Linked DNA regions of Homo sapiens: regions 1 and 2 are each linked to region 3. Evidence: chromatin contacts called from ENCODE Hi-C or POLR2A ChIA-PET data. All regions are on one chromosome and are shown on one strand. Each heading gives the region's core, a stretch centred on a gene start or an enhancer-like site at or near the end of the contact. The rest is flanking DNA. Distances are from core to core; before and after follow the strand shown.

The links. A loop is a pair of places that touch in the nucleus more often than their neighbours do. ChIA-PET counts read pairs that join two places held with the same protein, here RNA polymerase II (POLR2A). Pooled maps may share reads with other maps.
Region 1: a map with no recorded cell type shows a loop between it and region 3 (20-fold over the local background). The contact joins two enhancer-like sites. A Hi-C loop is called at or near these places in 3 of 37 single-sample maps with no recorded cell type and 4 of 50 pooled maps.
Region 2: a pooled map shows a loop between it and region 3 (2.3-fold over the local background). The contact joins two enhancer-like sites. A Hi-C loop is called at or near these places in 1 of 37 single-sample maps with no recorded cell type and 1 of 50 pooled maps. POLR2A ChIA-PET finds 5 or more read pairs at or near these places in 3 of 52 experiments (GM10248, PC-9 and activated T-cell).

The regions. Positions count from the first base shown.
Region 1 is chr12:96,119,501-96,122,200 of GRCh38, forward strand. No RefSeq gene overlaps it. Among named protein-coding and RNA genes, the nearest start is that of LINC02452, 52 kb to the right of the region's middle. Within about 2 kb of position 1,376, at least 3 of the 41 ENCODE cell types and tissues checked have a DNase peak (open chromatin) inside an H3K27ac peak, as active enhancers do.
Region 2 is chr12:95,197,860-95,200,559 of GRCh38, forward strand. All of the region lies in intron 2 of FGD6 (FYVE, RhoGEF and PH domain containing 6), which reads right to left. Among named protein-coding and RNA genes, the nearest start is that of FGD6, 18 kb to the right of the region's middle. RefSeq lists enhancers at 272-773, 774-1,273, 929-1,028. Within about 2 kb of position 1,297, at least 4 of the 41 ENCODE cell types and tissues checked have a DNase peak (open chromatin) inside an H3K27ac peak, as active enhancers do.
Region 3 is chr12:95,699,224-95,701,923 of GRCh38, forward strand. The region is part of intron 5 of NTN4 (netrin 4); the gene reads right to left. Among named protein-coding and RNA genes, the nearest start is that of NTN4, 90 kb to the right of the region's middle. RefSeq lists enhancers at 1,099-1,168, 1,219-1,268. Within about 2 kb of position 1,273, at least 6 of the 41 ENCODE cell types and tissues checked have a DNase peak (open chromatin) inside an H3K27ac peak, as active enhancers do.

The DNA of each region.
Region 1 (2,700 bases), core at 126-2,625, 420 kb after region 3:
GATTTAAAAATGGGTCAATAGGCCAGGCGCGGTGGCTCATGCCTGTAATCCATGCACTTTGGGAGGCCGAGCCAGGTGGATCACTTGAGGTCAAGAGTTCAAGACCAGCTTGGCCAACATGGTGAAACCCCACCTCTACTTAAAATACAAAAATTAACTGGGCGTGGTAGTGGGCAGCTGTAGTCTCAGCTACTTGGGAGGCTGAGGCAGGAGAACCACTTGAACCCGGGAAGCAGAGGTTGCAGTGAGCCAAGATCGTGCTGCTGCACTCTAGCCTGGCAACAGAGCAAGACTCTGTCTCAAAAAAAAGAAGAAAAAAAATGGATTAAGGATCTGAACAAATATTTCGAGAAAGATACACAAAATGTCCAATAAGCACAACAAAAGATGTATAACGAGGGAAATTCAAATAAAAACCACAAGGAGATACCATTTCACACCCGCTAGAATGACTATTTTTAAAAAGACAAATAATAATTGTTGATGAGGGTGTAGAGAAGTTGGAACCCTGATACTCTGTATTGCTAGTGGGAATATAAAATGGTTTAACCACCCTGGAAAAGAGTCTGTCTGTCCTCAAAATGTTAACCATAGAGTTATCACAGGATCCAGCAGTTCTTATCCTAGGTGTTTACCTAAGAGAATTGAAGACATGTCTACACAAAAACTTACACACAAGTGTTCACGCAACATCATTCATAATAGCCAAAACATGGAAAAAATCCAAATGTCCATCAATTGATAAATGGATAAATAAAGTGTGGAATACCAATACAATGGAATATCATTCAGCCAAATGAATAAAATTCGGATATATGCTACAATATGAATGAGCCTCAGAAATACTATGCTAAGTAAGAGAAGCCAGGCACAAAAGCCTGTATATGGTATTGCATTTAGAAGGAATATACGAATAAGCAAATCTATAAAGATAGAAAATAGATTAGTGGTAGCCTAGGGCTTGGGGTTGAGGAGTGTTGGGTAAATAAGAAGGATGTTAATGGGTACAGAGTTTCTTTTCAGTGATGAAAATGTTCTAAAATTTATTGTGCTGGTTGCACAACTCTGTAAATATACTAAAAATCATTGAATTGCATACTTTACATGGGTGATATTGTATGGTATGTGAATGATACCTCAATAAAGCTGTTATAAAGAAAAAGATGGAAGAGGAGGGGTGGGGAGGAGAGGGAAGGGAGAAAGGCAGAGAGACAAAAGGGGGAGGGAGGGAAGGAAAGAAGGAAGGGAGGGAGAGAGGAAGGGAGAAAGTTAGGCAGACAAAAGGGGGAGGGAGGGAGGGAGAGAGGCTAAAGCGCAGACTGGCCTGGGACTGGGTTGTGGGGGATGTGTGGTTAGCAGAAGCAGAAGCAGTGGCCACACTGTGGGAGGTCTCCTAGGCCGCAGTATAGAGTGTGCCTTTTGTTGTCATGGCCATGGGCAGCCACTGGAGGATTTTAAGCAGAAGTGTGATATGATCTTATTATAAACAGCTCTGGCCCTTCTGTGGAGACTGGGCTGGGGGTAGGGGCAAGCCTTGTCTGGGGAACTCTTAAGTATCACAAAGGTTCACATGAGAGATTCTGTGTCTTGTACTCGGTCACAGCAGTGAGGAATGACATGTCATGGTCCACAAGCAGGCTCCATCCTTCTCTTCACCTTTGACCCATCCTCAACTCCTCCCCACCCCCTCCAGCTTCATTTCCAAGGGAAGGGGATTACACTAGCCAAGATCATCTTTAAAATTCAGCCTATTTCCTTTGCTGGGTTTAGAAATGGAACTGCCTTACTCCATTCAACATCTCATGTGGTGGAGCAGAGAAGCATGAAAGGGGCATGTGGGAGATAAGACAGTGACTTTCCCAGACCACAGTCAGTGCACCCAATGCAACTAGACTGTAGCCAACTGAGGTTTTGAGGCCAGAAAGGCCAAAAGTGAAAGCTCTTTTCTTGACCTTTCAGTTACCGTTAGGAAGTAACTGCACATTCATGATATTTGGAAAGAGAGCTGCAAGGAATCAAAAGGAAACACCACATTCACTTTCATTACCCCCTGGAGATGAATCACTAATCCTTGTGCAAGGCACCCGGACCTGTGCATCAACTGATTCTCCACGGATGCTGGAGTTCCTGCTTCTGGGGGCCGATTAATGACATTGCCCAGAAAGTGTCACTCAACATGGCCAGTCAGTGTTCAGCTAAAACACTAACAAAAAAGTGTTCTCACTGAAGTGGGTGTAAACTCTCTCCTGGGGGAAAATTCAGCTGTTGTGGGTGTCACGGCTTACCCAATTTCAGAGAGGCTCCTTAAGGAAAAGAGTACAAAATTACAAGTACAAGCTTAGGTATGAAATGAGTATTGACAAATTTTTAAAAAGCTGACAAATACCACAAACACCACAAAATCCATTAAAATAACATAATATTTTCTCTGCTAATTAACTACCTGAGTCACCTCAAGAACACTGTTTTTTCCTACAGTTTTGACTGCATTCCGTCTTACCTGTTCACATAACAACAATGTTGTAAAATAGTTATTTTAGAGAATAGAAAGGTAATCCTGGCTTTCCTCTTGCATGTTTTTTTTTTCTCCTAATGTTGATTTTTTATTTTTATTTTTATTCTTTTTTTTTTTTTTGAGACTGAGTTTTGCTCTTGTTGCCCAGGCCGGAGCGCAGTGGTGCGATCTCGGCTCACTGCAAC
Region 2 (2,700 bases), core at 47-2,546, 500 kb before region 3:
ATAGCAGCCACCACCTACCGGACTAAATGCAAATATGACATAATGAATTCAGTTTCCAACCTTTGAAACACCTATTACCTAACCACAAGAGCTTTCCAATCAATGAACTCTTCCTGCATGAAAAATCTGGGGTCTCTACAAATGCTCATTAATTTCTATTCCTATCACTGCAGGTGTCTCTGTGTTTTCCCTCTAAATAGTGAACAAATTAAAGACAGAAATAGTTTGTCCCTTGTGGTCCCTTGGGTAGAAGATTCACAGACCTCTACCAATATTAATAATAAAAAATAAAATAATAGTGAAACCATGGCTCACAGCAAAGCACAACATCAACATGTTCTGATTAAATGTCAGTCTGTCTCAGGATCAGAAAACTTGGTTCCATACTTCAGTTTATCTACAAGTTAGCTCTGTGCCCTTGAGCAAGTTATTCAACCCCATTAAGTCTTAGTCTCCTCATCTGTTAAAGAAAACAATAATATCTATCTTAAAGGACAAAAGGGACGAAATGGTACACGCAAGAGCTCCTAGCATAATGCTGGCATATCGGAAATCTTGAGTAAATCCAAGCGATTACTATTTTTTTTTCTGTTTTTTGAGACAAGAGTCTCGCTCTGTCACCCAGGCTGGATTGCAGTGGCGCTATCTCTGCTCACTGGAAGCTCCGCCTCCCAGGTTCACGCCCTTCTCCTGCCTCAGCCTCCCGAGTAGCTAGGACTACAGGGGCCCGCCACCACGCCCGGCTAATTTTTTGTATTTTTAGTAGAGATGGGGTTTCACCGTGTTAGCCAGGATGTTCTCGATCTGACCTCGAGATCCACCAGCCTTGGCCTCCCAAAGTGCTGGGGTTACAGGCGTGAGCCACTGTGCCCGTCCACGATTACTATTAAGCCTAAAACTCATGCTATTTATGTGAATGGCACTTCTAATCCTTCCTCTTGTCTGGTTCATAGACTTTTGGTGAGGTGGAGTAAAAACTGGATTGATGGGGAGTCAGTTTGGGGGAAGAAAGTTTTGTTAACGTGTATTAGTAGCATCAGATTATTTGTTTGCTGAAAGTTTCTGCCTGGTTTGAATATTCACCTTGCTGAAATCACCATTTTAAAAACAGCCATATAATTCTGTGTTCATATGCATCTGTGTGTGGGGCCTCCTTCCTCACAGCGGTAACAACACTGTTACAAAAGGAGAAAAAAGTGCAATGATGCAAGTAAACCTGAACCTTTGTGCAACAACTAAGATCACTTTCGTCTTCTAAATTTTGCTCACTTTCTCTATAAGGCTTTCCACCCCAGCATTAGAAGCTCCAGGCTGGAGCTCTGGTTTTGGAATTTCCCATTTCTGTGGTGTGGGCAAAGTCGACAAGTCTTCACGGGCTTTGGTTGCATCAGTGAGTGAAGAGACTTTACTGCATGATTTATAATGATTCCTTTAGTTCTAAACTTTAATGATCCTAAGACTATATTTAACCTAAAATCATTAACAGACATATGTTAATTTCTCACTTTTTTCAAACCACTTGATTACACAACAAAAAAAAATCCTTATTTATTTTTTTCTTACCCCCAGACTTCTAAAAGACTAAGATTTCAGAAACTTTTGTTATCAAGCAAATCATACCTGGACTTGTAAACGATTTCATTATCTATCCCTGCCTTCCTCCCCAGTAAGAAGGGCAGTAGAGATGGACTGTGCTTTATCTGCATGTTTTTAGTGGAGCTATGGAAAGAAAAATTAAGTAGTGGAAAAGCTACCTTTTTTTTTTTTTTTTTTGAGATGGAGTCTTGCTCTTTTGCCCAGGCTGGCTCAATCTTAGCTCACTGCAGCCTCTGTTTCCCATGTTCAAGCAATTCTCCTGCCTCAGCCTCCTGAGTAGCTGGGACTACAGGCACGTGCCACAACACCCAGCTAATTTTTGTATTTTTAGTAGAGACGGGGTTTCACCACATTGGCCAGGCTAGTCTCGAACTCCTGATCTCAAGTAATATGCCTGCCTGGGCCTCTCAAAGTTCTGGGATTACAAAAAGCTACATTTCTACACTGAAATCCCTTTCTTCTTGGGACTGTGGGATACATCAAAAGACCAAAAGAAAGTTAGGGAAGGTGGGGATAAGCTACAAATTATTCCTTCTTTATACATTTTGTCGACTTAAAACTACAGTTGCCCAACAATTCAAAATCAGAACTGCTTTTCAGATATAAAACAAAACAAAACAGGCTATTCTAAGTTTATTAAAAACCATATCTACTCTTTAATTTCTAATGTTTCATACGATACTAACATATGCCAAAGTATGTCAACTGTTATAAATGTTATCAAAAAAAACTGACTTCAAAAAATAAATGATCTAAGTAAAACATGAAGTTTTCGACTGAATCCACAGGAGCTAAAAGAACAAGCAGTTACACCATTTCAAACATAAAAAGCCTAAATGTGTTTGTTTTCCTTTTAATTTTTATGGAAACATCAGGGGGAAACTGGTTTTCTTTGTTCAGTGTTTATTATTTCACCTTTCCTGCATCAGAAACCAAAATACTTTGATAAATGGGAGAGTCTGGTAAACAGACCCTTGAAGATGAGGGCTCAGAACCACTAATCCATCGCATTTCCATCACTGTTCATTTTTCATGAAATCACTTAACCACCATAACTCAATTTCTTTGCATATAAAAGGGTAACACAGCAACCTTACTCCAATT
Region 3 (2,700 bases), core at 23-2,522:
TACAATTTGAAAGAAAAAGCCCACAAGTTACTATTTGAAGAGACCTCAATAACCTTTGGGAAGGAATGGACTGGTTCACAGGCACGAGAATAAACAAATGAAAGGTGCTTATGTTTTCTTACATGTGTAATTGTGGTAAGGTATTCTGGATTTAATTAGTGTAAAAATTGTACTTGAAAGATAGACTGAAATGGAAGCATCACTATACAGGAGGTAAAATGAAATAACTGTTTAAGAGAGATCAGTGCAAACGGAAATGCAGAGACTCTTCCTGAGAGCATCATGAGAAGGGGCTATTTGAGTAGAATGTGAAGAATGGCAATAGAGACTGAGGCAAGAGAGTCATCCACCCAAAGCACCTGCATCTCCAACAGCTGAGTAGTTTTCACCTAAGCCAGAAAGAAGGAAAAAAAAAAAAAGATCTGGATGATATAACCCTTTCTTTACAAAGATAGCTGGTTCATTTGGGTAGGTAGCCATGAAACCAGATGCTATCTTGGTAAATGCTTGGTTTGGGTTTTAGGGCAGAGAGACCAAGTTTATTTTTATTCACTCTGTGCTAAAGGGCAATTGACTACATTTATTTTGGCCCATCAGGGAGGAAGGAAGGGCATGCCAATCTTTCAAGAGGTTGTTTACTTTGACAGAGAATGAATTCTGCTTTCTTTTCCATTTTCTGATTTTCCTTTTAATATGGAGAAAGACTATGTAATAGTTTAAAATATGTGTCTTGGCATAAAAGTCAATAAATTTATTGTAAAGGAATTAACTGGTTGTTTCCTAAAAGGAGTTAATTCTGTTCTACAGGCATTTCTTTAAACACCTGTTTCAAACAGTGTATTCTTCTAAAGTGAGGATTTTTTTTTTTTTTTTTTTTTTTTTTTTTTTTTTTACTTAGGGTCTCAGTCTGCCACCCTGGTTGTGTAGTGCAGTGGTGTGATCATGGCTCACTGCAGCCTCAAACTCCTGGGCACAAGTGGTCCTCCTGCCTGAGCCTCCTGAGTTGCTGGGACTACAAGTGCATACCATCATGCTCAGCTAATTAATTTTTTTTTAAAGAGAGCTTATGCTAGAGACAAGACTGCTATAAGCAGTGGTTTTCAAATGCTGAGCCAAGAGGCCAAAAGGCTGAATCAGAGTCACCAACGATGCTTTTTAAAGGAATGCAGATTTCTGTCCGGACGCCCTGTTGGAGATTCTGATTCAGTGTATTCTGGGCAGGACTCTAAGATTGCACATTTTGAGTAAGTGCTCCCTGGTGATTCTGACCCACAGCCAGGTTTGGGAACCAATGACTTGAGGTGAGAGAAGTGGGGCTGTGAAAGTGGAGGCAAGACCTTGTCCAAACCGTTCTACTTTTGACTCAGAGTCTGAGTCTGACTTCCTGATGAAAAATGACCTGAGAGTTTGAAACTGGCCGTGGTGAGAATGTTTCAACCACAGAAATTGCTAAATGGTGTGAATCAGGTCAGGGTTCCCTCCCACCACGAACCCTGCCGCAAAAGCCAGTACACAATTATCTAGGAAGGTTATTCTCTTTTTTCTTTCTTTCTTTTTCTTTTCTTCCCTTTCTTTTTTCTTTCTTTCTTTCTTTTTTTTTTTTTTTTTGAGACAGAGTCTCCCTCTGTTGCCCAGGTTGGAGTGCAGTGGTGCAATCTTGGCTCATTGCAACTTCTGCCTCCTCGGTTCAAGTGATTCTCCTGCCTCAGCCTCCCAAGTAGCTGGGACTACAGGCGCCCTCCACCATTCCCAACTAATTTTTGTATTTTTAGTAGAGACAGGGTTTCACCATGTTGGCTAGGCTGGTCTTGAACTCCTGACCTCAGGTGATCTGCCCACTTGGCCTCCCAAAGTGCTGAGATTACAGGTGTGAGCCACCACCCCTGCTGTCACATTTTAAAAATATGCCTGCTATAGAAAAATCTACCTGTGTTATAGGTTACCAAAGTCACATAGGTGACTTTAAAGGTTTCAAGTGAGTTACTCTAAAAGAGACTATCCACTTTTTGAACAGAGAGATGAGATTCCTCAAAGTACCTCAGTACACAGTGAGAATTACATTCCCCTTTTTCCTTCTGTGCCTGAGCAACGAGTCACTTTGAGCCTCCATTTCTGTTCTCAGCCCTAGGTTCAGCTGGAGAGATTCATGTTTTCCCTTGTGTTTACAGACCTTAAATGCACTGTCCTTTCAAAAATTTTTTTTTCCTAAGCTGTAGAAATAAATTCAGTTTCAGTGATCTCCCCAGTCTTAAAAAAACAAACAACATCCCTGGAATCCTCAGAAGTGATTTCTTGGCATGGTAATGTGTAGTTGATTGTGCTGGGTCCAACAGTAGACTCTGATTAAGGTTGAAATAAAGAGGAAGTGAGAACAGGGATGATTTAATTGCTCACAAGAAATAAATCTATTGGCTAGAAGATTTGGTTCAGGGCCTCGTTTCTTCAGGTTTGATGAATTTATAACCATTAAGTAAAAATGTACACATAAAACCATAGCATTTAGCATGGTGCTTCTCAGGAGAGTGGGAGGAAAAATCTCCTAGAACATTCGTGGAACCAGTAAGTCCTTGGCTTAACCTGGCAGGAAACTAGCTACCTAACTGCAAACAAAACCCCAAGATTAATGCCATCAATATTTGTTGAATGAATCAACATGCCCAGGTACGTATTTTATTACATGTATCATAGATGCTGTGAGGA